Linked DNA regions of Homo sapiens: region 2 is linked to region 1. A link is an interaction called in ENCODE POLR2A ChIA-PET data of the cell type or tissue named here. Cell type or tissue: PC-3. All regions are shown on one strand. Links, peaks and the distances in the headings refer to the core of each region. The heading gives the core; the rest is flanking DNA. Region 1 overlaps TANC1 (tetratricopeptide repeat, ankyrin repeat and coiled-coil containing 1). Region 2 overlaps TANC1 (tetratricopeptide repeat, ankyrin repeat and coiled-coil containing 1).

Region 1 (8,332 bases), core at 119-8,118:
GAGATGAGGCAGAGACAAAATAAGATGAGATCAAATGGTCCATCTATCAGGAAAGCACTTCCCCTCCAAGGGAGCAGCAGCATGCACCCTGCCACCTCCCAGATGTGATGTGTGCATCTGAATAGCAATGCAGGATGGAGCTTCTACCCTGGTGAAGGTCTCTGCACTGCAAGGGAGGGTGTCATGCATTGATTGAGACTGAGTGGTCACCAGTCTCCTTCCCCTGATTGCAGAGCCCATAAATCTTGAGGAATTGAATCAGGTTGCAGTGTTCGTGAAACATCACAAAAACAGAGCTCCCAGGTCTTCCGTACAGAGGTCAAATAACCCATTTGTCTTCTGCAGACTTCAAATGAAAGGAAGTCTGCCTGTTTGCCATTTCTGTTGTACAAATGTGCATCCTCACTAAATTATTGCTAAGACTGACCTTTTAATAAAAAGGAAAATCACAAAGGAGGGGAACCGAACAAAGATACTGCTTTCTCAAAATTTGGAAGACCACATATACATTTATATAGATAAAGCTCCATGAATCCATATCTATACACACATATCTCTTTAGATTTTTTTTTTAAAACTTCCGTTTTCCTGTTCTTAGTTTTATTGTTTTAGCACAAAAACAAAAGCATGTGTCGAAGCATCCTGTGTAAGCCGTGCTAACTCCTCCTTCCATTCATCTTGCAGTGCACAGCTCTGAGTCAAGGCATCAGTCCTTGCTCCACACTAACAAGCAGCACCGCATCTCCTAGCACCGATAGCCCCTGCTCAACCTTGAATAGCTGTGTCAGCAAGACGGCAGCCAACAAAAGTCCCTGTGAGACCATTAGCAGCCCTAGTTCCACCCTGGAAAGCAAGGACAGTGGAATTATAGGTAAGAAGCACACTGCTCGGTAACATAATGGCTCGAATCTCATCAACCAGAGCATTCACCAGGCACTTCCTCAGAGGGTTTTAGCATGGTCTGTGAAGGTCAGTCTGCCAGCGCCTGCTCTGTTCTTTGCAGGCAGCACTGACTCCATGTGTAGCTGAGAGAGTGGAGCATTGGCTTTTACATTCCTTGATGTTTACTTTATAACAGTCAGCTCATTTGTTAAAAAAAAAAAAAAAAGGAATTCCAGATCAGATCTGGCCTGTGAAACAAAAATCATTGCTCTTCTATATTCAGTTCCATTTGTTGGGCATCAGGTCCCACTGGGGCACACAGCAGAGCAATGAAATTCCTGCATATTAAGACGTCGTCTTATCCCAATCTCAAGGTCACTTATTTTCCTGATGATAGCTCAGGCGTATGTTTTCTAGGGTTTCTTATCATGGGATCTGACTGCGTTTTGAGGCCAGAATTTTCTAAGGATGACCTCCCTGAGCCCCTACACCCACGTAATAAGTGTGGTTGTCCTGAAGCCTAGGAGTCAGGAGACTTGGGTTCCAGTCCGGACTCTTACGCCGATTTGCCCGGTGACTTGAGCAACATTGAATTTACCTTTTTGCACACTTTCTTTCTCTAGATCATTAAGGATTTTGATTAATCCAGTAGTTTTCAGTCCCAGGTTTGTATTAGAATCATCCATGGAATTTAAGAGTCTTTATTTTTATATGCCATCCCAGACAGACTGCATTTATGTTTCTGCAGCTGGGCTCCAGTGTCTGTGTGACTCAGGTCTCCAGCTTGGTGCCTTTCAGGTAACAGATGGGTGGGACCCCTGGAGGGGATTGTTCAGACCTTCCTCTGTTCCAAGATTATATTGCAGTTTCACGCAGAGCTCTTCTGAAAGATTTAACTCCCCTTTTGCTGAGTTATGCACGTGTCTTTGAGGGATAGTTTATGCTTTATTGTGGACTGAGTGCCACTTCCACATTAATATGTAATCAAATGGAATGAACGACCTTTGAGCTCCTTATTTTCTTTAGTCACCTGCAGTTTATTTCAAGTGTAATTTGGAAAACCAGGCAGCAGGTTCATCCAGTTTTCACTTTGGAGATTGCCCCAGAAGGTCTGTGAGATTCCTGGGATTGGGTTGTGGGCTCTTTGGTGTAGACCTCACTATAGCTTCTAGAGGGGCCCCTCAGCTTAAGGAAGGCGGCTTCTTGCCATAATTTTCAATTGAATCAGAATCTTTAATGGATTTTTGTTTTATTTTACCTTCATTCTTTATTAAGATGAAATTCACATACCATAGTATTCACTCATTTGAACCATTTGACGGTTTTTAGTATATTTTAAAAGTTGTGCAACTGTCACCACTATCTGATTTTAGAACATTTTCATTATCCCCAAAAGAAACCTTGTGACCATTAGAAGGCACACTCTATTTCCTACTCCAAGCTCCCCAGTCCTAGTCAACCAGTAATCTATTAATCTTTCTGTCTCTGTAGCTTATTCTGAACATTTCATATAAATGGTGGGCTGAGTTTTGTGTAGCAAATTTATATTCTTTTCACTCAGCTTGAAGGCCTTCCAGTGAGCTTGTTCTGCTAATTCCCCATTCTCATCTTACCCTGCTTCCCCAGCTGCTGTTTAGTCTAGTTCAGCTAATTTTTCCCAGCGTTACTTCTGTTCTTATGCCCTATCTCTTCTGAGCTGTCCACCATAGATGGATCTTTGGTATTTATTCTGAGATAAGCAGATGACTTTCTTCACAGTATTCTCGGTTCTTCTGAAATTTTGTCTCCTGCAGATAGTTTATCTTCAAGGATGTGGCCAGTGCAGCACTGTTTTGACAGGCTTTTTCTTTTGAACATCCTGGCCATTGGCATTACATGCCTTTGATTATAACCAAATTTTTTTTTTTTTTTTTTTTTGCTTTGACAGTTACAAACTTTTCTTGAGACAGGGTTTTGCTCTGTTGCCCAGGCTGGAGTGCAGTGGTGCAATTGTAGCTCACTGCAGCCAAACTTCTGGGCTAATGCAATCCTCCCACCTCAGGTTCCCGGGTAGTTGGGACTACAGGCATGTGCCACCACACTTAGCTCATTAAAAAATTTTTTAACATATTTCACTGTGTTACCCAGGCTGGTCTCAAATTTGTGGCCTCAAGAATTCCTCCCACCTTGGCCTCCCAAAGTACTGTGATTACAGGCATGAGCCGCTGTGCCCGGCCCAAACTTTTAATAACTGAGAGCCACCCATTCGTTTATTTCTCTTTCTCTCTCATTGAGATACAGTGCCACAATTTTTAAGGTATTCTAAGCAGAGGAAAGAAATGGTGCTGGTTTGGTTTTTTGTGTTGTCAATGAAATATTAAACTGCAGGAGGTTCTTAATACTTAATCTCATACAGCCCTACCCAGTAGCTGACTGATTAGACCCCTCTTACATGTTCCCCATAGTGTCTCAATATTCCCCTTCAGTGTATTTGTTCTTGTTTTGTTATTTAATTTTCTCTCCAGATGTAAACAGGGGTCTCATTAATCCAGCTATCTACTAGGTTCCTAGCATGGTGCTGGAAATGAGAAATTAAGGAAAGAGAAGTGTTGCCAGTGTCGAGTTGCATCGGGAGAGGGAACGTTCAGTTTATAAAGAAGCTATGCAGGATCCCCATTCCACATGGGCTTTGTCAAACCTTTCAATGTCTGTGTTGTAACCTCTGCCATGATGACAGAGTTAGCACATTTCATGACATTGAAGCTGTGTTTTTCCTCTGCTCAAGCCAACATTTTCCCATAACTCGGCTGAGCATGAAAAGTGGCAACTGTAGGTGAAAGCAGAAGGAATTAGGAAGTGGCTGGTAAGTCCCTCTCATCCAGAAGACCTCAGCTCTGGAGACCATGCCTCCCACTGTGTTTTCCTGCAGGTTGCAAGGGCTGTAGAGGGATGAGAGGGAGGCACTGCTGTTGACAGCGTTCCTCTGTTCTCCTTCCGTGACATGCAGAATTAGAACCTGTTGCCAAGGGACACGCTGGAGGTGTGGTAGGGAGGAGAAGGAAAAGACGCAAGAATTTCCTCTCCAGGCAGACTGTAGCCACAGGTCTTTGAAGAGGCAGGAGTGGTGGGGACAGAAAGGGGAAGAGCTTCCTTTTAAATCAATACAGGGTGTGCAGGTTCCACTGCCTCTTCACAGAGCAGGTTATCTATGACTCAGTTGTGGTTCTGTGATTGCTGGAGTAGGGGTGTGCCTTTTCCATCTGAAGAGCATGCCTGTTTTTATAAGGTGTAGCCTGGGAATGGCAGCTTTTGGGCATTGTAAGTGTTTCACAGAGTAAAGTATTCAAGAGCACCATGACCCTAGTTGGGCGGAGATGAAGATGAGATACCTTGGCTTCCTGCTTTGGAAGACCTAACAGTGGCTTGTAAAACAGGCTGGTGAGGACCCATGCTCCCAATTACACAGGGCCTGGAGAAGGCAGGAAGAGGCTTTCCATTTAATTTTCCATTTTAAGTAGTTTAATATTTGTCAGCCAGTAGAGCTGGGTTTGGAATGGCAGAGGCTTTGGGGGTGGACTGTTACAAAGTGCACACAGCTGCCGAGGCCTTGCAAGCTTTGGGCAGCTGTGGGCTCAAAGCAGGGTTCCACATACAGTATTCACATGGTTTATTCAGAGCAGTTTGGGGAAATTTCAGACAATGCTAAACCATCCTTTAAAATTCCTGGACCTTTCTTTACTCTTTAAGCTGATTCGCATCATGTTGGTTATATTTAATCTAAATATTTTTGTCCAGCAGATGCAGGGACAGGAAGCTTGTGTTCCCACATGCCCAGGCACCCAGTTTAGAAAGAAATATAAAGTATGTGGTTTCATCAGGACTGCCACAGGGTGCCCTGCATGTGTTCTGTTTCCACTGCTTAGGAGGAGAAAGGGCAGGCTAGTAACCAGTACAAGAATTTACTGGGCCCCTCCAGTCTTCCTCTCTGGAGGCCAGGGCTTAGCAAACCCCTCCTGCCCCTTGTTTCAACTGTATTATGTTATCCAGAGGGGAGTCCCGCTTTATCCTCTTTCAGGAGGTCCAAGTTCTTCTGACATAAATGTCTTTAGAAGTATAATAATTCTGTCATGTAGAAATACTGTCTAAGCTGAATGGGATTAACTGAATTCCCTATGATTATCTTTTTTATTTTTTTAAGTGAACTTCTTTACTCTTTACATGTTAAAATCATTGGCATTACCTAGAAGTTGGTGTCTGATTTTCAAATTTGCAATGTGAAAATCTTCTCAAGGTGAAACCCAACTGTACCCAATCACCATAAAATAGCTTTCAGTTACTTACTGTGAAAAGAAAAACTTTACAGAGTATGCTTTTAAAGGTGTTTCCTCCTTGTCTGAGAAAACATTTTTTCTCAGTGACATTCCTTTGAATATGTCTTGCTTCCAACTGTTACAAATGGAAACTGTAAGCTGTATTAATCCCAGTTTAGAAAGAAATATAAAGTATGTTTTCATTAGAATGTGTGAAAACCAATCTGATTTTCAAACAAAGCATCACTGAAAATGTGTTTTAAAGTGCTTTGAGATAAATTTAATTTGTGTTTATGTACATATCGTGATAAAATTTTAAGTGTGTATATTAGTTTCAAGAAAATAGGCTATTTCTGCATTTAGGAAGAAAGAGGATAGAGCCTGGATGAGAAGAAACAAAGAAAACCCAGCTTTCCTATCAAAATAAAAAGAAATCCTTCCTATCCATTAATGATAGATGTGCAGAGGGGAAGGACTTATTCTGGCTGAGGGAGGGGCCGTTAAGTCAGTCACTCTCTCCATTCGTCTTTTTAATCTGCCTTTCTTTACCTGTTGAGATGTGTAATCTCCGGAGCATTTTTGTAGTGTCCTGAATCGGCCTCCTTTGGAGAAACGGTGCTAGGACAGTTCCATGAAGGGAGGGGACCCTGAGGGAACAGTGGCTGCCTCTCCCCAGCTGGGTGTGTCTGCCACACAGAGCAGGTATGTAATCTACCTGCCCAGCTCTCAGCACCTGAGCTGGCAGGCATGAGCCGCCACATTCCACCTGGCTAGGTGGCTTTCTGGGTGATTAAGTGCTCAGAATTCAAGCTCTTCTGAATGCCTTTCCTTTGCTTTCCTCATGCTTACATTTGTTTTCTTCTTGCTCAGTTTGAAGCAGAGAGGCAGGTATGCATTTAGACAGGGGAATACCTTCGTAGAAACACTTCTGCAGAAGTAGCTTGCAGTAAAATATTAGACACCTGGTTAGTATCCTGCTAGAGTATCTTGCTAGAGTTTGATAATATTTATTTTTCTGCCTAGTTGCTTAGGATGTTTAAAAAAAAATTATCATGGGCTGACTTTTATCTTCCTTTGACTCTCTCCTACCTCCTGCTAGGCTTATAAAATGAAAGTGATTCCAGAGGTAGCTTTAGACCTTTTATTTCCTGGACTTTGTGCCCCAAGGGAGATAATCAGATGCAGAGGCACACAAAGATGAATTAATTGTACTTTATTTTCCTTTTTGACTTGTTGTAAATCCTGCCCTTTTGATTTTATGCTAATACTGCTTTGTTGCCACCTGTATCGCCCTGCTCACTACTAAATTGAAATGCTTTGAAATTGATTTGGTAATAACTATTTAGACTGTTTCAAGTCTGGGTTAATATTCATTTTGCTACGTTGCCTGCAATTTTTAAAATCATCCTTAATTATAGAAGCCTTTTTTTTAAAATCTCTTGGGTGAAGAGAAGAATTTTTCTTTATGTATATAATTTGGTAATATGCTTAATGTGGGAAAGAAATTCTTGGCAATGATTTGAGTCAGCAAAGAGCCTGCTGTACTTTTATTCAGACTGTAGTTGGATTCTTCAGGCTGTTCTATTGGTGTAGCAAGCATTTATTGGCGCCTACTGTGTACCAGGAGCAAGCATGTTCAGTACTGGGACAATAAAGATAAGGCACAGCATCTATTGTCAAAACTTGTCCACTTGTGGGACTACAAAATGGTCTTCTGTTCTGTGGAGAGTCTGAGCAAGTTGTGAATTACTGAGAAGAATTTAAGACATGACAGTGATTGATACCTCTGACGGAAGATGTATGCTGTGGGCGCATAATGATACCACTAATCGAACTCTTTTCCAAAGTCTGGAAAAGGGTCATTAGACTGTGTGAGAAGCTCCAGTGTCTGTGCACAGGTTATGTGAGGCTTTATCAAAACACTGTGCTTTTTCTGGAAAATGTCATGTTATTTAAGTCCTTAGACTTGTCTCTGGAGACTTCTCAGTTGGGCAGTGTGGTGGGTCCCATCCTCCCCGCCCAGCACCACCTGCTCCCAGCCATTCCTTTAGGTGTTTCCTTAGTTGAAGAGCCTGATGAATGTGGCTGGGAATGTGCGGCTCGGGCCCCTGGCCTTGCTGCATGTCATAGCAGAGCATGCCTTGCGCAACACAGGTGAGCACTGAGCTAGAAATTTCGTACAGAGATCTGGCTGTCACAAGCCAGCATACGGGGCTCCCAGAGCAAGGCCAGAGAGGGAGCAGGGCCCTGTGGCGCATTGGATGGGGCTGGGCAGTTGCAGAAGGAGAAGCCAGAAGTCTCCTGAAGCTGAAGGTTACCATGCAGGGTTGGGGCGGGGGTCCCACCTGGGACATTCTGTTGGCATTCCAGGCAAGGTGGCTTAAGTGCCTTCACTAGACCCCTCAGGTTAAAAGCTGTGGCCGCAGGTGAACCAGGGACTTTGTTCTCTGTGGTTGGTTAGTTTGCAGGTGGCCGGGCCTAGGTAGGGGTGGAAATAAAAGTACAGTCTGGCAATTCTGGCCAGAAAGGTTTAAGTCAGGCCGGTTTCATTGTGCAGGCTTTCCCTTACACACTTGGGAAAATCCAAAATGTGGCCTGGTGGCTTGAATGCCTGCTGGGTGTGAGGTGTGGGTGCACAAGAGAGGGACGCCACCTGTCAGCCAAGAGGCCTACAGACTTCTGCGCGCGTTGCCTTGACTTGTCTCTGATCTTTTCCTGATCGGACTTCCTCTGCAGCAGTGAAACCTAATTTGGAAAGTTCTTAGTCACAGGAGGCAGTCTCGCTACAGTAGTGGGCTTTTCCTTTTCTATTCACTTCTTCCTTTCATCCACTTTTATGAGCGGCCATTATGTTCCTTTCTTGTTTGATCCTTAATTCATTGGTCCAGTGTTTTAACTTTAAATTCTTCCTGTCAACCACTAAGCTAAATACAGAGGTTAAAAAATGTTTGCTTTTTAAGTGCTACTTTATTTTTCTTCAGTTGTGTGGGGAGGAAAACATTCCTGAGCATTCATGATGCCTGAGGCACTTGACATATGCCCTTATGTCTAATTTTCTCTGCAACCCAGGGAAGGACAAATCACTCTCTTCAGAGAGTCCTCTCAAAATGCGTATTTTCTATTATAATAGTATATGTACATAATTTATAGTACATGTATTT
Region 2 (8,332 bases), core at 68-8,067, 100 kb before region 1:
GCCCCGCAAAGTACTGTGACTACAGGCATGTGCCACCACTCCCAGCTAATTAAAAAAAAATTTTTTTTGTAGAAACAAAGACTCACACTCCTGGACTCAAGTGATTCTCCTACCTTGGCCTCCCAAAGTGTTGATTACAGGTGTGAGCCACCACACCCAGCCTGTGATATAGTTTTAAATTAAACCAGGTTATCAGAACAGCGTTGCAGTTTTGCCATTTAGCTTTAGGCCCCATGCTGTGTAACAGAGACTTGTTCTTGAATGTCATTTTATCTGGAAATCCAAGGCTTAGGGTGCCAAGGCATGGTTTTAGTGCATGTTTTTCTTGCAAAGGAAGAAGTGGAATGAGGTGTTAAGAGCTAAGGTGTGACCTAGAGCAGGCTGCTGAGATTCTCTAAGTCTCAGTTTCCTTATCTGTCAAAAGAGGATAATTATAGTTCCCACCTGGTGGTTGTGAGGACTAAACAGGAGGTTGTCTGTGAAATAAGTTTCTCTACCTCTGCCATTGCTTTTGTGGTTGGTTGCTGGATTTGTGAAGTAAAGGTCTTCCATTTGTATCGATAAATCTTGCATTTGTATTGATTTATGATATGAGGATTATAAAAAGTGATGTCAATTGGAGATGAATGCAGTTTTATAGTTTTTAGTGAATTATCAGTACATTGAAATATGGGCTTTGTTAGGTTTGTGAGAAGGCAAAAGAGAGTTGGCTTGAGAAGTTTTACTGCATAAAAACAAGAATCAGATATTTTAAAAATTATTTTATATCCAGCTTTGTTGCAGACTGACATATTTTGCTGTACCAGGAAGATGTTTTGCTGAGACCATGAAAACTTAGTACATCTGTGCAACATCTTCATTATATCTACAACAATTTTACATCCACCGTCTCTAATTCAAAGCCATTCAAGAAACATGTGTCTTGTTTTCCACTGGGTTCTAATTGGGCTGTTTTTCCTTAGTGGGAGACATTTGGACCACACACTTACATTTAGGAAATAACTTGGTAACTGGGCTACATGTACAAGAGTGTATAAAGAATGTTCTCATTGTGGAAAAAGTAGCTTCTGCAACTCCCTATTCCTCCCCAAGAAAAGAAAGCTGTGTGTATGTATGTGTGCATGTGTTTTCTGTGCTGCGTCACAATAGTGACTTTTGTTCTTTAGGTCTGAGATGTTTCATACTAAGAGAAATGATGACAGAATCAGTGATCAAAGGTTTCACTGCAGAGTTACTAAGAGCTTTAATTGAATCTTTCACTGGGTTTTAGAGGAAAAACATCTGATGTTCATACATGGCGCGTAACATACCTTCAAGTATAAGGCTTAAACTTCATAGGTTTGATTAGTTTTATGGGACCCCTACAAATAACATGTCATATCCACCCATAGGAATTAGCTCTAATTCAAAATTTAGTTGAAGTGGTGTTTGTGTGTGTGTGTGTGTGTGTGTGTGTGTGTGTGTGTGTTTGCTGTTGGGTTGGGTTTGGATGCCTTCAGTTTAGTTCAGAACTACCACCCCAGCTCTTCCAGAACTGCACGAGGCTTGCACCATTCTGGGAAATTTGGCTGCTGCCACAGCTGAAATACTGAGCCAGACTTAGGTTATTTTATTAGTCTAGAAAGAGTATTGCGCTCTTGCAGCTGTTCCTAACCATGAAAACAAAAACCATCTCGGTTACCCAGGATCCATGAGAAATTGGCAATGGCTCAGTTTAAGTCCGTGTATTTTGGACTCTGAATTATATTTATCTTCCTATGGGCATCCCCTGATTTAGGGCATACAGCTGGGGAATGGCCTGTGACTGTATGAGGCAGTGGGGGCGGGAGAGGCCAAGCCTTGGGTACCACATTCATTAGGAAGCCTGATCCAGTTAACTGAAACACGGCAGTTTCCAGAGCACAAATACTTTCAAAAAGAGTGAGGAGAGCACCAAGAAAACAATACAACCAACAGCGTGTATTAAAAACACCTGTCTCAAATATGAAATGTGGCATTTTGTTTTTGTACATTGTCTGTCACAGTAAATATCTAGAGTCTGTCTCCTGTCATGCCAGGCCTGGTTTTTGTAGATAGTAATTTGGTGGTGATGGACATTCTTGATAAATAGGGCTTTTACAGACTATTCTGAAAATGAATCATGGGACTTGCCTTTAATTGCTAGCAGTGGCGTGTATGTGACATACTCGCTCCTGCTAATGTGTGCCAATCAGTAAGTTACTGTTTAATTTTCTGAATTTTATGGGATGATGCGGTAAGAAGGCACTCCCCAGAAGTGGGCCCCTCGATCTTGGACTTCCCAGCTTCCAGAACTGTGAGCCAAATAGAAGTTTATAAACAAACTTCTATTGTTTATAAATTACCATCTCCATGATATTCTGTGACAAAAGTACAAAATGGACTAAGACAAGGGATCTGTGAACTTGAATGGGTGGAGAAAAACTCAACTGTATTTTCACTAACCTCTAGCCAAAATATAGCCATTGCTTCAATCATGAAAGTGGGCAACCAACCATGTAAGATCAACAGGACATGTAACTTTGTCACATGGAAATTAACTGATTTTTGTATCATATTGTGGAAATAGTTTAAAATACATTTATGCCCATCGCTGCTTTAAAAACTGCAGTAGTTATAAAACCTGCTGCTGTGTCTTATTTATGCGTTAAGCATACTTTAGTGTATCAGGTTTGCTTTTTGAACATTTTGCTATCTGTGTTTCAATATAATTAGTTTTCTTTGTAATAAGACTGTCTACTTAAAAATCATTCAAAAACACTCTGAGGGTACAGATTGCTGAAGCCATCCATGGAACTTAAAAGGTTACAGATTCATGCCTTGGATATGGCACCCTTGTGTCTTTCTCATCCTCATTTGAGACTAGATTTGTTAACATTAAACCTGAATTTTTTTTTTTTAAGTCTTAACATATTTGGCCTTTGTTTTCTAGCATGCCTTGTCTGTGACTTTTATCATCTGGAGCTCTGGTATTCCCCTTTTGGGGCTGTTGGAGTTAATTAAAAAATTAAGCCTTCAAGTCCAACAGAGCTTAAGGGAAAAAAAAAAAAGAGAAAAAAATAAAGCTATTGTCCTTGCCCATATGCCCTTTCTCACAGGCTTCTGTGAGACTGCTTACTGCAACCAAATGTTTATGGCCAAGAATGATTTCCTTTACAAATTCCAGAGGAGAGCGCAGTGATGCATATGCTGATGTCATTGCTTTAGCTATGGGAAGAGATGATGCTGTGTGGCTTGTATGAATTTGATTCAGCTCTCCACTGCAGTATCACTGCAGGCATATCTTGGTTTAATTTAGAACTTGATATCCAAGGTTAAAACCTCACTAAATTTATTAGACTGTATAAAATTGCCCAGAGAAAGACATTGAGATCATCAGGCCATTTCTCACTGCATCCTGTCACCGTGTAACAAGCTTTATACAATTTATTCACAAGAAATGAGGCAGTTTTCTGGGTTTTTCATGAATACCATAGTTGCTAACTTCTGGGTAAGTGTTAGGAATAGGGGCAGCATTGTTTGTATGACACAAAGGTGTCTGTCTCCCCAAATCCTCCATATTGGCATTGTAGCCCACCTCCCAGGGTTCTCCCCCTGTGGGCTAATGAACTCAAGAGCTTGCTCATTTTGGCATGTGTTCTGTTGCATGGTGCCTCCAGGTCACACATGGACAGCACTGTAGTTTGAAATAACTGATAACTCGAGGGACTGTACTGTAGATGTCTCTCAGTGGAGGCAGGTGTTTTTGTTTTTTTCAGGATAGATTTGCAGCATGGGATGCTGCTCTAGGAGTGAAGTGTGTGTGAGCCGTGTGTATGTTTGGCCAAAGCCGATTTATCTTTTCCACCTGTTGAGCAGCTTTGCCTTTGACTCTCACCACTCCCTGGGGGCTGGTCTCTCTTCTTTTCAACTGAAAGGAGGCCTGGTAGACTGACTGCATGGTCAGGCTGGGGATCAAGACTGCCTGGATGCACACTGAGTTGTGTGACCCTGGGCAAGTCACTAGCTTGTCTGTGCCTTTGTGGAATGGAGATTAACAGTACCTTCCTCAGACGGTGGTTGTGAGGATTTAATCAGTATATGCATGGTAAGTGCTTAGAACAGGGCCAGGCATATGGATAGTGGTAAATAAGGGGTGCTGGCTGCACATTAGAATCACCTGGTGGGTGATTCTAATCACCCTGCGTGGGTATTGAGAACTCCAATCCTAATGAAATTAGGGCCTGGGGAGGTTATAACCTTGTTCAGCAAGTGGAGGAGCGTTTTTGATGTCTTATATTCTGGGCATTAAGTGAAAGATCCATCTGTCAGCTACATAAGCAAGAGATCATTCTGTGATGAATAGCTGCCTTTCACAGGCATCTTTGAGGCTGTCTGACCCTTCACTTTGAGGCCAGATCCAGTGCAATTTAAAAATTTTAATTTCCTTAGGTTTATAATACCAAATTTCATTCAGCTGGCATTGATTGAGTGCCTTTTAACACTTTTTGAAAATGTCCTCAAGGTCTCTTTTCATAGTAAAAGCTTATCACGCATACAGTGGCCTCCTCTGAGGGGTTCCTTTTTCATCTGTGATGATGGTTTATTGTGTACTGTGCTTACAGTGGTCTTAGGAACAAGAAAGTTTCCCCCTTAAAAATTATAATGCCTACAGGTGGAAGAGACCTGAAATTATCCAGTCCAGCAGGAAAGGGAACAGTATTCTTGGTGAAATAACAACTTGTCCAGAATCACTTTGTATACATAATGCCTCTACCTGTATTCTGGGAGTTGCGATTGCACATCAGGAAGGTGGGCAGTGTAAGTTGGGGATTGTAGCTCTGTTGTATGACACAAGTGGGAAACAACAGGAAGGAGAAAGGAAAAGAGAATGTAATTCTGAGTGTGGTTGTTGTGGAGCTAACTGTCATAAGGAGGATTGGGACTTGGGTTTCCGGTTGCCCTAAACCTTACACAAAGAAAGACTCTATGGCCCTAGCCACGCCTTCTACTGAGTTATGTGAGAGGAGGAGACCACGATCAGACTGTGGTTCATACTCAAACCCTAGGTGGTTCTCCAGGAGCTTTTTAGCTGCATGGCTACTGGGTCCCTGAGGTGATGCTGGTATCCATAACTGCTACACTTTCATCCTCATGCAAAGCCTCCCTTTCTTTGAGGCGTGTATTCTGTGCTGTCCTGATCACCTCCCTATTCCCCCTACCCTCAGTTCATTGAGGACTTTGGAGGCAGCTATTCAGTGCCTGAGCTTTCAAGTCAGGCCTGGGTTCACATCACAGATTTGCCTTTACTAATCCTGTGGGCTTTATCATTGTCTGGAATTGTTCCACATCCAAATTTTAAAAATTCTTTAAAAAGAACCAGACTCTTTCAACTTCCTCATTCATTTATTCCGACTGTGTTTGTTCTTTGATCTCTTTGAGACACCATACTTTTTCTCTCTGGCTATCCTACCTCTCAGGGCTTCATTCCCTTCCTGACCAGCCTTGATTTCACAGCACACCACTCTGAGCACTCCTGTACTGGCCCCTGCACTGTGAACTCCTGATCATTGATCAGATCCTGCATTCTCTGGACCATCCCTGGATGGTTCTTGGGGCTGAGAGTCAGAGAAGGGAATTGCACAGCATAGCTTATTTATTTATTTATTTATTTATTTTAGCCCAAGTGCTGTTTATTTAAAAGAACAAAAAAGAGTGGAGGCCCCCTAGGGACGGATGAAACAAAACTAGCAGTGCAAGTCTGCCTCTAGCTCAGCATAAAAGCTTGTTGCCCCACTGGGCCATCTTGTTGTTGATAGGCATCTTCAAGAAGCAGTCAGACTGCATGTAGGCAGCAATTTTCTCCAAAGCCTCAACGGCACATGAAAGCCTTAAGATGTGGGAACTCATCCAGGCACTTGGGCTCAAACATGCACTTTTGATCCAGGACGTCATAGATGGGAAAATCCACAAAGGTGAGCTTTCCCCTGCAAACCATGAGAATTTCTCCCAGGAACATGGAGAATTGTTTCAGTTGTTCAGGTAGCTGTTCCAAGTACTGAGGTTTCAGGGTTGGTTTTTATTTATTTTATTTATTTATTTTTTTTTTTGAGATGGAGTCTTGCTCTGTCGCCCAGGCTGGAGTGCAATGGTGCGATCTCGGCTCACTGCAACCTCCGCCTCCCGGGTTCAAGCTATTCTCCTGCCTCAGCCTCCTGAGTAGCTGAGACTACAGGCGCCCGCCACCACGCCCAGCTAACTTTTTGTATTTTCAGTAGAGACGGGGTTTCGCCGTATTAGCCAGGATGGTCTTGATCCCCTGAACTTGTGATCCACGAGAAAAGAGAAGCCTCCCAAAGTGCTGGGATTAGAGGCGTGAGCCACTGCGCCTGGCCAGGTTTCAGTTTTTCATGGTCAGAGTTGTAACAGCACTGTATCAGTTGTGTGCAGAAACTGGTTGCTTGGTTCTCTAAAATGTCCACTTGAATCTTTTCAGTCTTACCACACATGTGCTTGCCAGCAGTGTAGCACAAGATGGCATTGCTCTGGGTGACCTTGTTCTTCCCGTCCATGAAGTTGGGCAGATTAGGAAAGTCCAGGTCTAGCTTGAATATCACATCCAGCCATTGGCTTCAATCATAGGAGTTTCCTGGCATGTGTACCATTTCTCCTCATAGGACATATCCGTGAACTACAGGAGCAGGCAAATGGTGTGTGCCAGCCCGCAAATATTCCACTAACCCAGAACCATAGATGAGTTGCACGATATGATGATGCTACTTGTGAGCCTTTGAGGATAGGAGCAGTTTCATAATCGGGTGTTATGGCCTGGTCTGCAGCCTAGTTTGGATGATCAGAGCTGTTCAGCTGTCCGTTTTATTGTTTTTGGTTTTTCTGAGAATCTCCTTCTGTTGCCCAGGCTGGTCTCAAAGGCCTGGGCTCAAACGATCCTCCCAAAGTGCTGGGATTACAGGCGTGAGCCACCATGCCCAGCCAGCTGTCCTTTTAATCTCTTACTTGCCTTCCTCTCATCTACAGGGCTATCCTGAACCTTCACTGCACCTCTTACCTTGTTTTTACCTTGTAGACAAAATGGAGGCATGAATGTTTTTAGCTTCCTGCTCATGTTTGTCCACATGTTGTCTTCCTCCTCTGTCAGTTGTACTTGCCTTTGTGTCCCTTGTTGTTTGGCACAGGGTAGCAACGTACAGATGTATGTCGAATGAAAACCTGCAATTGCTAACCCAACACTCATTCCTTAATTGGAAAATTAGGTTGTAACCCAATTTCTGCCACTTGCTGGTCCAGGAGAGCCAGGGCAAGTTTCTCCATTGCTCATAGCCTGTAGAAGGATATTAATTTTACTTAAAGTTATTAAAGGATAACAGTCTGTTTTTAGGTACAATAATTCCCTTTGAAAATTATAGATTAAAATTATGTTTCTCCACAACCATTCATTGATGTTGAAATTGGAAAACAAATACTTTGCTGGGGTGGGGAGCAAGGCAGGGTCTGACCATTCAGAGGCCCAAAGCCTGGTGAAGGAAGCAGGTGTATAAACAATTAAAATAAGATGAAGAAGGCTTCGAAGATGAGGTGATTCTGTGGTGTGTTTTGAAGTGGGTGGGCTTATGAAATTCTTTTGCTTTCTCTAATATATCTAAACATCTATGTAAATACCTGGATGATATACAGTACTAGTGACAATATTGGAGTTTTGTCTTCTAGTTAGCCGTGTTTTGCTGCTGTGGTAGGGAGGTAAGTCTCAGCTAGGGAGCACTCAGGTGACAGGGAAATGAAGACAGGGAACTCCTGCCTGTAAGTGAGCAGGAGCTCTCTGCAAGACTGAGCTCTGCCTTGCACAGTAGCCATTGGCCTGGGAGACATCATGATTATTGCTGGAAATGCTGCCCTTTCTGAACCCTTCCTTTTTTTGAAGGAGAGTGTATTGATTTCAGATTTTTGGCTACTGTCTTTGCACTTATCCCTTCTGTGTGCCTATTTGAAATACCCAAATAAAACCTACCTGCAGCCAGTGCTTCTGAAAGCCTGTTATTTGAACAGATCTTACTGTGTTAAATGTGCACTTCTTCATGTATACACCAAATTATTTTGACCATAAAGTTGGGAATTAGTACTTGGTACCAGAATTCTTAAATTATTAGTCCAAACTCCTTGTTGGAAGAGAATTGCCGTTGATTTTGATTTCCCTTCCATAATAACCCTGCCACTCATTTAAAGACTTTTTTTTTAGTGTTTGTTGTGTGTAAGGTACATTGCTAGATGCCATGGGGGATTTGTGGAGTTCAACATTTTTCACCATAATTTTGATCTA

The links. ChIA-PET counts read pairs that join two places held together with the same protein. Peaks named below come from ENCODE experiments on the same cell type or tissue, not always from the same donor. Only the 100,000 strongest peaks of a DNase experiment are listed, where the experiment ranks them.
Region 2: POLR2A ChIA-PET joins it to region 1 with 5 read pairs; 2 of 35 experiments call an interaction of 5 or more read pairs at or near these places.

The regions. Positions count from the first base shown.
Region 1 is chr2:159,149,686-159,158,017 of GRCh38, forward strand. It overlaps TANC1 (tetratricopeptide repeat, ankyrin repeat and coiled-coil containing 1), which reads left to right. Exons shown (of 27, transcript NM_033394.3): 7 at 685-871. Among named protein-coding and RNA genes, the nearest start is that of MIR6888, 33 kb to the right of the region's middle. In PC-3, for the core only: no CTCF peak of the experiment used is centred there; DNase peaks (open chromatin) are centred at 4,076 and 5,886; H3K27ac peaks cover 818 bases.
Region 2 is chr2:159,050,223-159,058,554 of GRCh38, forward strand. The region is part of intron 2 of TANC1 (tetratricopeptide repeat, ankyrin repeat and coiled-coil containing 1); the gene reads left to right. It also overlaps the pseudogene GSTM3P2. Among named protein-coding and RNA genes, the nearest start is that of TANC1, 86 kb to the left of the region's middle. In PC-3, for the core only: no CTCF peak of the experiment used is centred there; no DNase peak of the experiment used is centred there.